Regions from separate parts of the Homo sapiens genome. Here region 2 is linked to region 1. The links are chromatin loops, found by intact Hi-C in ENCODE. Cell type or tissue: Calu3. All regions are shown on one strand. Links, peaks and the distances in the headings refer to the core of each region. The heading gives the core; the rest is flanking DNA. Region 1 has its middle 35 kb from the start of SUPT20HL1. Region 2 has its middle 53 kb from the start of SUPT20HL2.

The links. Peaks named below come from ENCODE experiments on the same cell type or tissue, not always from the same donor. Only the 100,000 strongest peaks of a DNase experiment are listed, where the experiment ranks them.
Region 2: it touches region 1 in a loop (3-fold over the local background); 10 of 110 quality-filtered maps call a loop at or near these places.

What each region holds. Positions count from the first base shown.
Region 1 is chrX:24,391,328-24,399,780 of GRCh38, forward strand. No RefSeq gene overlaps it. Among named protein-coding and RNA genes, the nearest start is that of SUPT20HL1, 35 kb to the left of the region's middle. In Calu3, for the core only: no CTCF peak of the experiment used is centred there; a DNase peak (open chromatin) is centred at 4,654.
Region 2 is chrX:24,256,404-24,264,856 of GRCh38, forward strand. No RefSeq gene overlaps it. Among named protein-coding and RNA genes, the nearest start is that of SUPT20HL2, 53 kb to the right of the region's middle. In Calu3, for the core only: no CTCF peak of the experiment used is centred there; a DNase peak (open chromatin) is centred at 3,378.

The sequences.
Region 1 (8,453 bases), core at 378-8,377:
TGCCATGCTGGTGTGCTGCACCCATTAACTCGTCATTTAGCATTAGGTTTTTTTTTTTTTTTAATTACAAATAGATGATCTTAAGTGAAGTCACTGCCCCAGCCCGATCCCACAGGGGAGCTCTTGGGGGTAAGTTACACCCCTTTAGTGTACCACAAATCCAAACAAGGCAGCTGGACTTTGAGATGCTCACACCTGCTGGTCATTGGCTAAATTCCACCCCAGGGAACCTAAACCTCCAGGCACCATGAGCAAAGCAGTGTCAAAAGTCCACGCGGGCAGGAAAAACATACAGAATTTCAGGGAAGGCCACTCAGAAACAGGAAAAGGGTGGCGCCATTTGAATGAAGCAGCTGCTATCGTCCACTGAATATTATGGGTTTTGCTGAACAAGGCTGGGCAAAGAACTTACTGGGGCAAATTGGTGCTGCTAATTGGTGACCACCCAAACTTCCAAACAGTGGATCTCAAACTTCAGGCTGTGTAAGATCCCCTGGAAGTCGTTTAAAATGTAGATTCCTGGGCTTCATCTCCAGAAATTGTAATTCAGTGGGTGGGACTCAGGAAACTTCATTTTCAACATGCTCCCTGGGTAATTTGGATGTGGGGATCCTTGGACCATGCCCTGAGAATCACTGCCTTAGGGGACTGGCAGGAAGGTGTTGAGGTTGAGTGGTCAGGCTGGCTCACAGGCAGGGTTCCCAGTAGTGCTTAATGTTATCAGCAGTGCGCTGGTGAACAGACATGGAAAAGTGTGGAAACCGCTTCATGACTACCTTCCTGGGGAGGCACAAAACAAGACGGCTTGTCCCAAGTAGGGTGCAGAAAAACAATTTCCCTGGAGTGGCCATTGTGTGAGCCCTGAGGGAAAGGGGAGCAAGGGATGTAATTTAAAGAACTACAATCAGGGAGTGTCTTCAGCTAATTCCCCTAGAAAGCCTGAGACTAGGATCTGAGTTCAAGTAGTTTACTTGGAAGAGATCCCAGGAAGCACCAGTATGGAAGTGAGAATTGGAGGGACAGGGCAGAGAAGGCAGGTAGTCAGTACAGGATATGTTACCAGGCTGGGCGCGGTGGCTCACGCCTGTAATCCCAGCACTTTGGGAGGCCGAGGCGGGTGGATCACGAGGTCAGGAGTTTGAGACCAGCCTGACCAACATGGTGAAACCCTGTCTCTACTAAAAAATACAAAATTTAGCCGGCCATGGTGGCGTGTGCCTGTAGTACCAGCTACTCAGAAGGCTGAGGCAGGAGAATTGCTTGAACCCCGGGAGGCGGAGGTTGCAGTGAGCCGAGATCGCACCACTGCACTCCAGCCTGGATGACAGAACGAGACTCCATCTCAAAAAAAAAAAAAAAAAAGAAAAAAAAAAAGGATATCTTACCGGTGTCAGCAGCAGACCACTGTTGGCAACTGGGGTTTGATCCTGCTGGGCACATCTGAGAGACCATGCAAACACATGCTTGAGTTGTCCCACTTGGGGTGAGAAGCTGGGGCATTTTGCCATTGCCGCTTCCTGAAACTTCTGGCATACCCTGGGTATTTGGTGAGCACCCCCCTGCAGCTGGAAAAAGCCCCAGGCAGAGTTGCAGATGCTTGCAATAGAAAGCTATCAGCATGTACAAGGCTGGTGAGTGCTGAGCGGATACTGGCAGGACTCCTATAGCGTCTGCCAGAGGGAGTGGAAATTGTTCATTTCACAAACAAGGACGATTTCTCACACGAAATTGCCTGCTGCCTACAGGGCTTATGTTAGGTGGATCTGCTTGTCTGCAGTGGTCCTCTGTCCCTTAGCTGCATGTTCTGATGCCTTCAGTCTGGCCAGATTTCTGGGAAAATCCCAGCCAAAGGATTGTAAGAGGTCCAGGTCCTCTAGTTCATGAGGTTCTGAAGATGTGTGCTGCTGGTGGCCCAGGAATTAGCTTCTACCCACCCTGGCCTTGCACATTTTCTGTTCACTGCATTGCTAGCTATTGGAGCCACATCTGATCTCCAAAAATCCATGCCTGCCACCATTGCACCAGGCCAAGCCCAAGAGGAGAACTGTAAGACAGTCAGCATTTGTAGAGTTCCTTCTTGAACTGTCCTTCCTATCCATTTCTTTCTAGTTTCATCACCAGCCTTGATCATTTGTCACTGTCCCTTTTGTTTAACTGTCATTACCTCACAGTGCTGATGAAGCCATGAGGAGAACTGATATACCAGTGCTAATGATCATCAATGAGGTGATGGTGGAGGTGACAGGAAACAGGAGAAAATGACAAGGACAATTTGACATAGCCAAGAAAGGGATCCCCAGGCATGTCCACAGAGTTTGGGAAAGAACACGTCAAAAAATTTACCAAAAAAATATGGTCATGAGCTCATGGCTGGAGAGTCCAAAAACCAGAGATGAGCAAGAGAAAATGATTGCTGAAGAATTGTTCATAATATATAACCACAGAGGAAGCTGGAGAGGAGAGGAATGGGGTGGATCTAAAGAAGCCGTCGAGGCTTCAGCTCTTCAATAGCTTTGATTTTGAAGGGATATGTATAGAAACAGAAACCAGACATCAGTAAAGAATCAACACAAATCATGTCAAAAGTTTATCAGATTGGAAATCAAAAGATAGAATGGCCCAGATTTTCAGAAAGTCTAATGTCAGCAATACAAAAATCATTTGTGCTACATTTAGACCAGAAATAAAATAAGGAGAAAATAGGTCTGCTTGGGGTGAGTGAAGTGATACAAGCAAAAGACCACGAGAAAGAACCGTACAATTCCTAGTTTGTTTCCCCCTTTTTCTTATTGTTTATTAAAGAGAATGCTCTTTAAACTGGAAATGGTGAAAGACTCTTGGTTAAAGAAGAGAGAGAGGCAGAAATAGAAAAGAGTGTGAGTGTTTTGAACAAGTTCAAATAAGGCAATCTGTAGGTGGAAGGGGCTGTCATTGGGGGTAGTGCATTCAGTTTTGTATGTCAAGTTTTCAAAGAATCACTGTCTCTTATAAAAAGGGGACAGGGTACCTGGGAAATGAGGTCTCTGAAAGTCATGGCAAGTGAAAGCTGTAAGTGCTAGGTAGGTATAGTCTGGCAAGGGGGAGACATGGAGGAAGGACATCAAGCTAACACAAAAGATGCAAAGGGATGACATTTGGAAAAGGTCTGGACCAGGCTGTGGTAGGGTAGAGAGTAGAACTAAGCCCAGTGGGTTGACATTCCATTGACAGTCCAACGCAGTATGAAACTTCTGAATGCTTAGAAGCAATTAGCATTAAACAACTGCCTCAAGGTAGTGGTGTCTCTACAACAGTAAAGTTTAACCTGAGAGTAACTGAATCTGTCAAGGCTGTTGTAGACAGAATTTTTGTAGAGGATATGAGGCTAGGATCTCAAGCATTCTTTCTTTCTTTTTTTTTGAGACAGAGTCTCACTCTGTCGCCCAGGCTGGAGTGCAGTGGCACGATCTTGGCTCACTGCAACCTCTGCCTCCCGGGTTCAAGTAATTCTGCCTCAGCTGCCCGAGTAGCTGGGATTACAGGTGCCTACCACCATGCCCGGCTAATTTTTGTATTTTTAGTAGAGATGGGGTTTCCCCATGGTCAGGGGGTTTCCCCCCTGACCATGTTGCCCAGGCTGGTCTCGAACTCCTGGCCTTAAGTGATCTGCCCACCTTGGCCTTCCAAAGTGCTGGGATTATGGGCATGAGCCACCACGCCTGGCCCCAAGCATTAGTTCTTAATCTTCTTTAGGCCACGGACTCTTTTGATAATCTGATAAAAATGATAGATTCTCTATGTATTAAAATGCCGGTATGTGCCAACACTACTCTTTATGTTCAATTTCAAGGAGTTCATTTTTCCTAAAGCAGGACTATGGTCCCCAGCTTAAGCCCACCTCTAAAGGGATTCTTCTATCTCTAAAATGCAGCGATTCTAAGTCCTTTCTATAGAAGTTGTATTTTCATGAATCTTTCCTCAGTGACCCTTTGTAAACCTTTTTTTTTTTTTTTTTTTTTTTGAGACAGAGTTTCACTCTTGTTGCCCAGGCAGGAGTGCAATGGCGCGATCTCGGCTCACCGCAACCTCTGCCTCCCAGGTTCAAGCAATTCTCCTGCCTCAGCCTCCCGAGTAGCTGGGATTACAGGCATGCGCCACCACGCCCGGCTAATTTTGTATTTTTAGTAGGGACGGGGGTTTCTCCATGTTGGTCAGGCTGGTCTCGAATTCCTGACTGCAGGTGATCTGCCCACCTCGGCCTCCCGAAATGCTGGGATTACAAGTGTGAGCCACTGTGCCCGGCCTGTAAACATTTTTATGGCTTGATACAAAAAAAGGGGGGTGCTGAGTGTGCTATTTTATGAAACTAGCTGAATGTTCAGGCCGACCAAACATTCTGTCTCCTGATGTATGACTTCCACATTATGGCAGCACTTAAAAATTTTAAACCATCTCTCAGCACCTGTGTGTTTGACACCCACCACACACTATCTAATGCCAAGTCGCAAAGGTTCAACTTTGTAAATCGAAGGACTGATTCAACTTTGTAAATCAAAGGACTGATTCACAGTTATTTGCCTCTTGTTTCCAGCTGTGGTCTGCATCAGGTCGAAGAAATGTTGTAATACACAGAAGCACCACAAGATGACACCCTTGGGAAAGTCTTGCTTTGCAGGTTGGTTTCCCAGCTCTGACGTCTATTCTAAACATAGCCTTACAAAATGCTTGTGGAAGAGGGAAGAGAATCTATTACTGGGGAGGAAAAACACCAATGACAAAACAACCCTGGCACTTTCCTGAGTTTTGGGATACAGAGTCAAGTCTTGATTACTTTCTTCTGCTTCTTAATTATCAGTTTTTGCAGGCAGACACATAGATTTATGTAACACATAAGCATATCTTTCATACACATCTATTTTCTGCCGATGCTGATGCTCTATGTGATTTAGAAGCTGTTCATAACTTGGGAGAAGAGCCTTTCTTCTTTTGTATTGTAAGCTTTCACATCCACTTTTTTTATTGCCTCTGTCCCCTACTTCACTGTCAGTAAGAATATTGGGTTTGCATGGAAACATCATAAAATGCCTTTATGGAAAGAGGAAAGTGTGGTTAGACCAGCTTTTTCTGCCATGAATATCAGGCCAACTGGAGAGAAGATCAAAGCGAAAGGTGAGGGCAGAGTGGGCTAGGATGGAAAGCGGGATTACTCACTGAAATTGACATGTCTGTTCAATCCTTTTGCTCCCTCCAAATTTTTCTTAAAAAAGCAATTAAAAAAACCCCATGTTCATGCTACATTAAGCCTCATGTTTCCATTTCTCATTTTACTGCTTGAGTGGCACTTGCTATCACTTGGTAAGCTTACTTAAGAGAGGGAACAATGTCGATTAGAATACAGTTGTCTGTGTTGAGTAAGAGCCCTCCGTTGGTTTGTGGTCTTTGGCAGGCAGCTAGTAAAAATAATAAGCTCTGAACAGATGCCATGTTTCTTTGGCGAATGGTTTTGGCCAGTCTTCTTTTCATTTTTGTACCTGCAAGTGGAAAATTACTGCTTTAATGAGCTATGTTACCCAGTGGTAAAAATGTTTGAAATTACCCAATGGAGGAAAGCAGTCTTTTGAAAGATTTGTGAGAAGAGGTAATACAAAACCCCAACAAATTCCACTGGGAAATTCTTTTCTTACATTTTATTTCAAGGATAGTTCTGCTAGAAACCTGTATTTCTGAGCAAAGAGCTGTGAAACTGAATTCCAAACTAGTTACAACTGTGGGGAACAAGGCACATAGTCATTTAGAGAGCATCTTTCCTGGCCTGGCTCTGTGCTGGGCATTACTGGCAATGCAGGGATTAAAACGACACTGTTTCTCTCCTCTGGGAGCTTCCAACCTAATGGGAAAGACAAACATACAGAGACCCCATGTTATGCCTGGAATTATAGTTGAGTGCCAAGAGCAAAATAAAATAAAAGTACAGCTCTGCTTGGCTGGGTCTGGCTGCAGCAACTCAAAATCTACTAATATGCAGACGTTCGCAAAGTCAAATTATCTTTTGTCCTTGAAATCTAAGTAGCTGGCTGGATGTGGGTTATTTTTTTTCCTTCTTTTTAATACTTTTCTGTTCTTTGTTGTATTTCTAAAATAAGCATGTTTAGTTTGTTGTTGTTTTTTTTTTTTTTTTGCCCTCTTCATAAAAGCAAGTTGAGTCTGAAAAGGAAAATGTACACTTTTTTTGGGTAATAGTCATAATAATGTTACAAAAGCAAACATTTCCTTAGTGGTTACTATGGTGCCAGGTACTGTTCTAAGTGCTTTTATATATCAACTCATTTTAGTCCTCACAACCACCCTATGAGAGAGGTGCTATTATTACACCCATTTTATAGAGGAACATATGGAGGAAAGGTAACTTGCCCAAGGTTACGCAAGGAGTTAAGTGGCTGAGCAGGCTGGCTCCAGAGTCCAAGCTGCCTAATTTACATTCGGAAGGAAGAGTTTTTTCGCCTAAATTAATTTCCCATGTAACTGATGCTTGTCATCTGTCTCGGGATTGGGCTGGGAGAGAAATGATTTTTGAGAGCAGGATTGGGCTGGCGGGGAGATGCTGGGATTGGAAAGTTAGACCCAAATATGGTTCAGGCACTCAGAGAAGCCTCCAAGTGTTGACCAAAGAGTTTCCAGCTGGTTGGCCTAGACTGGCCTAAAGGGCTTGGGGAAATAGAGTCCTTCTCTAGAAAAGCAGCTGACCCAGTAAGGGAGCATGGAGAAGTGGTTGTAGCAGTGGGAAGGCGGGCAGAGGATCCTGGAGAAAGAGATTGGGGGTTAGGGGTGAGGTTAGGGTTAGGAGTTAGGGTTAGGGTTGGGGATTAAGGTTAGGCATTGGAGTTACATGTTAGGGTTGGGTTTGGGGGGTTAGGGTTAGGTAGTAGGGATTGGAGTTATGTGATAGAATGTGGGGTTAGTGTTGTGGTGGAGTTTGGTGTTTGGGTTAGGGTTAAGGGTTTGAGCAACCATTAGGGCTAGGATTTAGGGTGATTTTTAGGAGTTTAGATTAGGGTTAGCATTAGGATTTCAAGTTTGGTCTAGGGCTAGAGGATAGGGATTAGGGTTAGGAGTTATGATTAGTGTTTGGGTCAGGGCAGGCAGTCAACATACAGCTCTTTTGAGAGGCTGAAAGTGCTGGTCACTTGGCTAGGGTTTGGCAAAAGATATTAGAATCTGGGAGAGTGATTTTCAAGAGTAAAGCAAGAGTCAAGCCTACAAGGAGCTCTGAGTTACAGCCCAAATGAGATTCCCTGAACAGAAAGACAACAGGACCAAAGAAGACTCCGTATAACAGGAGCTGGGCTTGGGTTTGGGGGAGGAGCTATGACCAGGCAGTGCCAGGGCGTAAAGGAAAAGTTCAGGAATCATAACTGGGACACAGCCACAGTCAGGTGACCTGCTACTATAGACATCTTGCAGGATGGGCCCTGGGAACTGAGGGCAGAGTTGAGCTGCAGGGTGAGGTCTAGTGTATGTTTATGTAATTTAATTTTTAATAATGACTGTGTTTAACAACTGGCTTGCAAAATTCCTGATGATTTAACAATCAGCTCTTGCAAGTTGGTGCAAGTCTGTTATAGCATACCGCTGGTCTGAACCCCATAGCCAATCCTTTCTATGACTACCACAGCTGTGTCTACATCATTGAGGCTTCTAGTTACACATGAATACCCAGGAGGGAATTGGTTTATCAGGTGTTACCCACTGAAAAGGGAAACTTTAGAAGCATCCCAGTCACAACATTTGAATTATGGGCTTTGTAGAAACAGCTGTCCTACTGTTTAGTTAAAAAAAAAAAAGCGAAAGAAATTCCCTTGGTATTGGTATGCATGTAGATGCATGGTCCTTTTGGCTGTGTGAGGATGATGCTGTGGAAGAAGTGTTGCATCTCATCATGGTGAAAGATGTGTGCTGAAACCCCCTTCAAGGTGCCTACACACACACACACACACACACACACACACACCATTAGATACTTATTGTCAGTTGCTGCTTATGCCTGTATTCCTTATGTATCAGTCAGCTACTGCCACAATTATGATGTATAATAAACTACCCCAAAACACATTCATTATGTTAAAACAACAATCATTTATTCTTGCTCATGCATCTGTGGATTGGCTTATCTAGGCTAGCCCTGACTGGGCTTGGTTCTAAGGAGCAGGCTGGGCCTAGGTATACTCTAAGTGCCTCTCATCCTCTTTGCACTAGTAGGATATGTAGGCCATGCTCTGCTCACAAAAATGGCACAGACATAAGTGAACAAGCCCAACTGCGAAGCACATTTTAAGCCTCTGCTAACATCCCACTGGCCAAAGGATGTCACATGGCCAAGCCCAGTATCATCAATGAGATGGGGAAGTACACTTTGCTTCTAGTGAGAGGAATTATAAAGCCACAAGACAGAGGGTATGATGTGGGGAAGGGCAAAG
Region 2 (8,453 bases), core at 377-8,376, 130 kb before region 1:
TAATTTTTGTATTTTTAGTAGAGATGGGCTTTCTCCATGTTGGTCAGGCTGGTCTTGAACTCCCGACCTCAGGTGATCCGCCTGCCTCGGCCTCCCAAAGTGCTGGGATTACAGGCACGAGCCACTGCGCCCGGCCTATTTCTACTTTTTACTGAGGAATGGAATAAAGTACTCAAAGAGAGTTAATACATTATACACCTTAACTTTTACATGTGTATACACTTGTGTAATCACCACCTGGATCAAAATATAGATGATCCTCCTCAGCCTTCCAGAAGTTCTTTGTGCCTCTTCCCAGTATGAATCCCCTCTTCCCACTACAAGTAACCATTTCCTCTGATTTCTATCATCATCGATTAGTTTTCCTGTTTTTGAACATTATATACATGGAATTACACCATACGTATGTGTCTGACTTCCTTTGCTGAACATATAGTTAGGAGATTCACCCTTGTTGTGTATATAAGTTGTCCTTTTGTATTGCAGTGTAATGTTCTATTGGATGAATAGATCACATATTCCTTCTCCTATTGACAGACATTTGGTTCTTTTCCAGTTTTTAGTTATGCTGAATAAAACTTCTAGGAACATTCTCATTCATGTCTTTTGGTATACATATGCATTTATTTCTCTTAGGTGCAAACCTAGGAAAGAGATTGTTGGGCCATAGACCAGGCATGTATTTAGCTTTAGTAGATACAGTTAAATAATGTTTCCACAGTGGTTGTACCAATTTATATTCCCATCAGCAATGTATGAAAGTTCCAGTTGCTCCACATCCTTGCCAATACCTAGTATTATGAGCCTTTTTATTTTTAGCCATTCTGGGGATTTGTAGAGGTATCTCATGGTTTTAATTTGCATTTTCCTGATGAGTAGTGACGTTGATCACTGGGACAGATGAGATTTTCCTAAAGAAATTCTCAACAATGTCTCCCATTCCACATGACCTTATAATGTAACTTTAGCATTCTTCCTATGGAGAGGTGGCATCTGTGTTCCCTCCCCTTGAATCTTGTGACTATGGTGGAAATGGTAACATGTGATTTCTGAGGCTAGGTCTTAAGAGGCATTACCTAGTTTTTTGAGACACCCCTTTGGAGCCCAGAGCTTCCATACAAGTAGTTAAACCTGACGTCACTATGCTATGACAAAGCCCAAACAAGCTCATACAGAGAGATCATGGGAAGAGCCCTTGAGGCTACATGAGAAGAAAAAGATTTCCAGCCAGCCCCCCGCTGCTGCAATCCCCCACTGGTCCAGCTCTAACTACCATTTGACTACAACTGCATGAATCACACTAAGCCAGACCCTCCCAGCTAATACAGTCCTCAATACTTGAATGTTGCTTTAAGCCAGTAATTCTCAACTGGGGGAGATTTTGCACCGCGCTGCACCCCGCCCCGGGATGTGTGGCAATGCCTGGAGATATTGTCATAACTTGGAGGTGGGTGCATGGTGGTACTTGCTTCCAGTGGGTGGAGACCAGGGGTGCTGCTAAACATCCTGCAGGGACACAGGACAGCCTCCAGGACAAAGAATTATCTGGTCCCAAATGCCAACTGTGCTGAGATCGAGAAACCCTACTTAAACTACATAATCCACTAAGTTTTAGGTTGATTTGTAATGTAGCAAAAGTACTAGAACAATCATGCAGGCAGAGAGGGAGTTTATTTTTATTTATTTTTGAGACAGAGTTTTGCTCTTGTCACCCAGGCTGGAGTGCAGTGGCACGATCTCGGCTCACTGCAACCTCCGCCTCCTGGGTTCAAGCGATTCTCCCGCCTCAGCCTCCCAAGTAGCTGAGATTACAGGCACCTGTTACCACACCCGGCTAATTTTTGTATTTTTAGTAGAGACAGGGTTTCACCATGCTGGCCAGGCTGGTCTCAAATTCCTGACCTCAGATGATCCGCCCACCTTGGCCTCCCAAAGTGCTGGGATTATAGGCATGAGCCACTGCGCCTGGCCCAAGAGGGAGTTTATTAAAGAAGATTAGTTCACGGGCTAGGCGCGGTGGCTCACACCTGTAAGCCCAGCACTTTGGGAGGCTGAGGTGGGCAGATCACCTGAGGTCAGGAGTTTGAGACCAGCCTGGCCAACATGGTGGAACCCCATCTGTACTAAAAATACAAAAAATTAGCCAGACGTGGTTGCGGGTGCCTGTAGTCCCAGCTACTCGGGAGGCTGAGGCAGGAGAATCGCTTGGACCCAGGAGGCGGAGGTTGCAGTGAGCCGAGTTCGTGCCACTGAGTTCCAGCCTGGGCAACAGAATGAGAATCTGTCTCAAACAAACAAACAAAGAAAATTAGTTCACAGATCTCTGAGAGGGCCGGAGTGTTGGACTTAAATGTTACTCAGCCTGGAGTACTGCTCAAACCGCATCACTGGCTGTCCAGTGAAGACCACTGGATGTGGACCCACAGCTTGCACCTGTGATACTGAGAACTGGATTCCAGAACCTCTGGATTCTGGATGCCGTTGCCACCCTCACCAGAAAGTAGGTTCCATGTGTTTCCTGCTTCTTCACATTGCTCACTTTGTAATCAGTCCGATTTTGAGATGGCTGATGGATGAGCCCTGGGTCGTGTGTGAACTGTCTGCAAAGGAAGCCGAGAAAGCAAGTTTTCTGGCTTCTACCAAGGAGGCAGGACTAACAAAGCTTCCAAAGATGCTGGGAAGCCAGGAACCTTGGCAAGATTCCTTGGCACTATGTTGTGATAAGGTTGTTGCAAACACCTTTGGGTTATTTCTAGTTTTTTTTTTTAACTTATTTAAAATAATGCTGTCTGTTATTATACATTTTGGGCTAGAGATTTTACTTTAGGGATTATAATCCCAAAGAAACAACTACCCAGCTATAGTAACATGGTACTTATTACCTTATTGATAGTAACTACTGAAAACCAGAAAGAGCTCAAGCATATAAAACCGTGGAACAACAGACTAATTTGTGATCTAACAAACGTCTAAGATTTCCACAGATGGTATGAATTCCAAATATCAGGTCACATTGTCTTCACCTGTTTATGCTTGGCCAGACCATGCATCCAGTTTACTTTGAAATGTGTGGTCACTGTGACTACGTAATTTTATCCTGATGGAATATTATAACAAAAATACTAACTCTATGTTTTACTAGGTGAATACATGGAAAGCAGGTACAAAATGTTTTATGAAAGAAACAGAAGAGTCTAAATACACTCATTGTGACCATGGAAAATTAGTGTTTGCATAATGCAAAGGGTTTGCTTTTGGTTTGTAAAGTTATTTAATATTGAAAAAGGAAATTCCCTTTTGTTTTTCCTAATGTTTGTATTAACCTCAGAGCTTCTGAAGAGCTTGCCCAATAGGTGGCAGTACTGGATAAGAACAGACAGAAACTGCTGCAGGCTGCCTTCAAGCGCTGTTTCTCAAACTTTGGTGTACATACCAATGATCATGTTAAAACACAGCTTGTTGGGCCTCACTGCACTCGGAGTTTCTGAGTTACTAGATGTCTTAGTCTCGTAGTGCTGCTATAACCAAATACCTGAGACTCAGTTATTTATAACAAAATACCTGAGGCTGAGTTATTTATAAAGAACAGAAATGTTGCCTCACAGTTCTGGAGGCTGGGAAGTCCAAGATCAAGGAAGTCCAAGATCACCGACAGGTTTAGTGTCCGGTGAGGGCCTGCTCCATGGATGGTGTCTTCTCCTAGCATCACCCTCACATAGTAGAGGGCAGAGGGGCAAAAAAAGCCTAAGCCGTTCCCTGCAGCCCTTTTATATGGCACGGATCCATTCATGACAGCAGAGCCCTCGTGGCTTAACGCCTCTGAAAGGCCCCATCTCTTAATACCACCACCATGGGGATACCCTTTCCACATGAATTTTGGAGGGGATGCCTTCAAACCATAGCAGCAGGTTTGGGGTGGGGCCCGATAATGTGCGTTTCTAACAATTTCCCAGGTGAAACTGATGCTGCTGGTTGGGGATCACACTTGAGAACCACAGTCTTCTCGCACTGGGAGCTTGTTAAAGTGCAGAAGATCATCCTTCTCTCCTTCCTTATAGCATCCCCCTGCCACCCACTCCATTGCCATGTGTTAATGGAAGAGCTGGGCCACTTTTCCCTTGAAATACTTTCATTTTCCCGTTGAAATACTTTATTCCTTGGCTCCCACAATATCCCACTCACCTCTTTTGCCTTCTCTCTTTCATTTTTTTTTACTATTTTTAAAGAGATGGGGTCTGGCTATGTTGCCCAGGCTGGAGTATAATGGCTATTCACAGGCATAATCATCACAGCACACCCTGTGTTAATGGGGAAGCTGGGGCAGCCACTTGGAGGTGGGGGGCCCTGCAAACAAATGTTTCTTCCTGGCCTACTTGACCTTCTACATCCCATCTTCCATTTGAAGGGAGTAAACAGGCACAATGGAGGGAATGCCCTTTATCTATCGCTTCCTGGAGGCACTGACAGACCTCACAGTGGGGTCTAACTTGGGCCCCCATTACTGGTATCTCTGGCCCCCTACCTGGTATGCCCTTTGTCCACTTTGGGGTACTTCCTGTCTTGCTGCGGGCATCCTGGCGTCCTTGGCACTCCTCTCTTCCCTCCCTTCTGCCAACACTGATCTTACAATGTACTTCGGACTTTGCTTTAACTCCCTCCTGGGCTTGGTATGTCTTGTGCTCTAACTACTGAAGAGCTTGCTTTCGATGCATAGAAATCCAAGCAAAATTTAGCACTGGATATTTTAACTCTCTCCTCAAACTTTCAACCTCTCCTCCTCTATTTTCACTCTCTCAGCTGAGCTTGACTTTGCTTCCTACTTCACTGAGGAAATGGAAATTATTAGAAGAGCATGTGCACAAGTTCCCAGCACAGCAGCTTCCCTTCCCCCTGCATCTGAACCCGTGATACTCCACTTCCTCTCCAATAAGACGAATGACTTATGTTCCTAGCCAACCGCAGCCTCTCCACTGAGTGCTAGATTCTATCCCCTCTCAAGAACAGGCTGTGGCAATTCTTTCCTCTCTACCACATCACCAGTTTTCTCCTATTTACCGCATCACTCCCATCAGCACACGTGCTACTATTTCTTTGATATTAATTAATAAGAGTTGCTTCTGGGCCAGGCCCTGTGGCTGATGCCTGTAATCCCAGTGACTCAGGAGACTGAGATAAGAAGATTGCTTGAGGCCAGGAGCTGGAGACCACCAGCCTGAGCAACACAGTGACACCCTGTCTCTAGAAAAAAAATAAAAATGTACCTGGGTATAGTGGTGTGTGAGCCTGTAGTCCTAGCTGCTCGGGAGGCTGAGGTGGGAGGATTGCCTGAGCCCAGGAGTTCAAGGCTGCAGTGAGCTATGATTGTGCCACTGCACTCCAGCCCGTATGTGCTCTGCTCAATACTCCAGCCTTTAAAAAAAAAAAAAAAAAAAAAAAAGCCCAGGCACGGTGGCTCACGCCTGTAATCCCAGCACTTTGGGGGGCCAAGGCGGGTGGATCACGAGGTCACGAGTTTGAGACCAGCCTGACCAACATGGCGAAACCCCATCTCTACTAACAATACAGAAATTAGCCGGGTGTGGTGGCAGGCGCCTGTAATCTCAGCTACTCAGGAGGCTGAGGTGGGAGAATAGCTTGAACCCAGGAGGCGGAGGTTGCAGTGAGCCGAGATTGTGCCATTGCACTCCAGCCTGGGTGAGAGAGAGAGAGAAACTCCATCTCAAAAAAAAAAAAAAAAAAAAAAAAGTTGCTTCTGTTTATTGTCTCTAATTTCTCTGCTTCTATTCTCCCATGAACCTACCCAATCAGACCTCATCTCTCTACCAAACTGCAACTGCCCTAGTCACAAAAGCTCTCCAACATTTGCAAAGTCCAATGGTCACTTCTCAGTCCTTAGTGGCAGCATTTGACATGTTGATCACTTTCCCCTTGAAATACTTTACTCCTTGGCTCCCACAATACCCTACTCACTTCTTTTGCCTTCTTTTATTATTTTAAAGAGACAGGGTCTCGCTATGTTGCCCAGGCTGGAGTACAATGGCTATTCACAGGCTCAAGCATCACAGCACACTATAGCCTTAAACTCCTGGCTCAGCCTCCCAAGTAGCTGGGACTCCAGGTGTGCATCACCATGCCCAGCTGTCTCCTCTCTCTCTCTTTTTGAGAAAGGGTCTCACTCTGTTGCCCAGGCTGGAACGCAGTGGCACTATCATAGCTCACTGCAACCTTGACCTGGGCTCAAGTGATCCTCCCGCCTCAGCCTCCAGAGTAGCTTGGACTACAGGTGTGCACTACCATGCCTGGATAATTTTTTTTTTCTTTGAGACAGAGTCTCACTCTGTCACCCAGGCTGGAGTGCAATGGTGTGATCTCGGCTCACTGCAACCTCTGTCTCCCAGGTTCAAGCCATTCTCCTGCCTCAGCCTCCAGAGCAGCTGGGATTACAGGCACCTGCCACCACGCCTGGCTAATTTTTGTATTTTTAGTAGAGACGGGGTTTCACCCTGTTGGCCAGGCTGGTCTTGAACTCCTGACCTCCGGTGATCTGCCCACCTTGGCCTCTCAAAGTGCTGGGATTACAGGCAGAAGCCACTGTGCCTGGCCTAGCCTGGCTAATTTTTAAATTTTTTGTAGAGACAGGGTCTTGGTATGTTTCCCAGGCTGGTCTCAAACTCCTAGGCTCAAGCAATCCTCCCATCTCAGCCTCCCAAATCACTGGAGTGACAGGTGTGAGCTACCGTGCCCGACCTGGCTTCTTTTTTTTTTTTTTTTTTTTGAGATGGAGTCCCCCTTGGTTTCTCTTTTTGGGCACTCTTTCTTGTCCCATTTGCTGGGTCCTCTTCATTTTCCCAACTTCCAAGTGTTAAGTTTAATCCTTAAACCTCTTTTGTATCTACTCTCTCTGTCATCTCCTTTAGTGTTTCAGGACTTTAAAGCCATCTATATGTCGATAACTCCCCAGTTTATATCTCAAGCCTGAACCTGTCTCCCTCCTGAGCTGTACATCCAACTGTCTACTAGACATCTCTATCTGGACATGTGTTAGGCACCCCACTTGCCTGTCCCAATCAGAGTCTTGGATGTGTACCCTCCGCTCTACTTCAAGCTACTCCTGCAAACTTCCTCACCTCAGCTGCACTGGCTCAGGACAAAAACCTTAGTGTCATCCTCGATTCCTTTCTCCCATAACCCATATCCAGGCTGTCAGCAAATCTTCTTGGCTATATTTTCAAATGATCGACAGAATTCAGCCATTTCCCTTGACCTTTCCCTCTGTCTCTGACTGCTACCAAGATCTAAGCCACCACCATTTCTCACCTGGGCTATTCAAATAGCCTCCCAAACGGTTTCTTGCTTCTGTCCTTGCCCACCTGCACTCTGTTCTCACCACAGCTGCCAACAATCTCGTTAAAACCTAAGTCAAATAGTGTTATTCCTTTGTTCAATCCCTCTGCTCCATTTTCTCAGAATAACACTCGAGTTGTTCTTAAGACCTGCAAGGTCCCACATGCTCTGCACCCTGGACTTCAAATCTCCATTGCTCTCACCCTTGGTCACTGTATTAGTCAGGGTTCTCTAGAGGGACAGAACTAATAGGATAGATGTGTCTATGAAAGGGAGTTTATTAGGGAGTATTGACTCACATGATCACAAGGTAAAGTCCCATGATAGTCTGCAAGTTGAGGAGCAAAGAAGCCAGTCTGAGTCCCAAAACCTCAAAAGTAGGGAAGCTGACAGTGTAGCCTTCAGTCTGTGGCCAAAGGCCCAAGAGCCCCAGCAAACCAGTGGTCTAAGAGTCCACTAAATCCAAGAGTCCAAAAGCTGAAGAACTTGGAGTCCAATGTTTGAGGGCAGGAAGCATCCAGCATGGGAGAAAGATGAAGGCCAGAAGACTCAGCCAGTCTGCTCTTCCATCTTCTCCCACCTGCTTTATTCTAGCCACACTGGCAGCTGATTAGATGGTGCCCACCCAGATTGAGGGCGGGTCTGCCTCTCCCAGTCCACTGACTCAGATGTTAATCTCCTTTGGCAACACCATCACAAACACACCGAGGACCAACACTTTGCATCCTTCAATCCAATCAAATTGACACTATTAACCATCAGTCACTCTATTCCAGCAGCGTGTCCAGCACACGTCTACCTCAAGGCCTTTGAACTTGCTTCTCATGCTACCTAGATTTCTTTTTCTCAGATGTTTATTTGCATGACTCACTTCCTCACTTTCTGCAGATTTTTTTTTTTTCCTCAAAAGCCACCTCCTCGGTAGACTTGGAACAAAGCAGATTACACACCATCAAGTTCCCTGGACCCAGCTCCTATCCCAGGCCAGTGTGTCCCCACTCTCTCTGTGATTTGTTCAACCAAGGGTACTCGACTCATGGCACATGGGCATCCATAGGTCACAGTTTTTTGTTTGTTTTGTAGAGATGGGGGTCTCGCTATGTTACCCA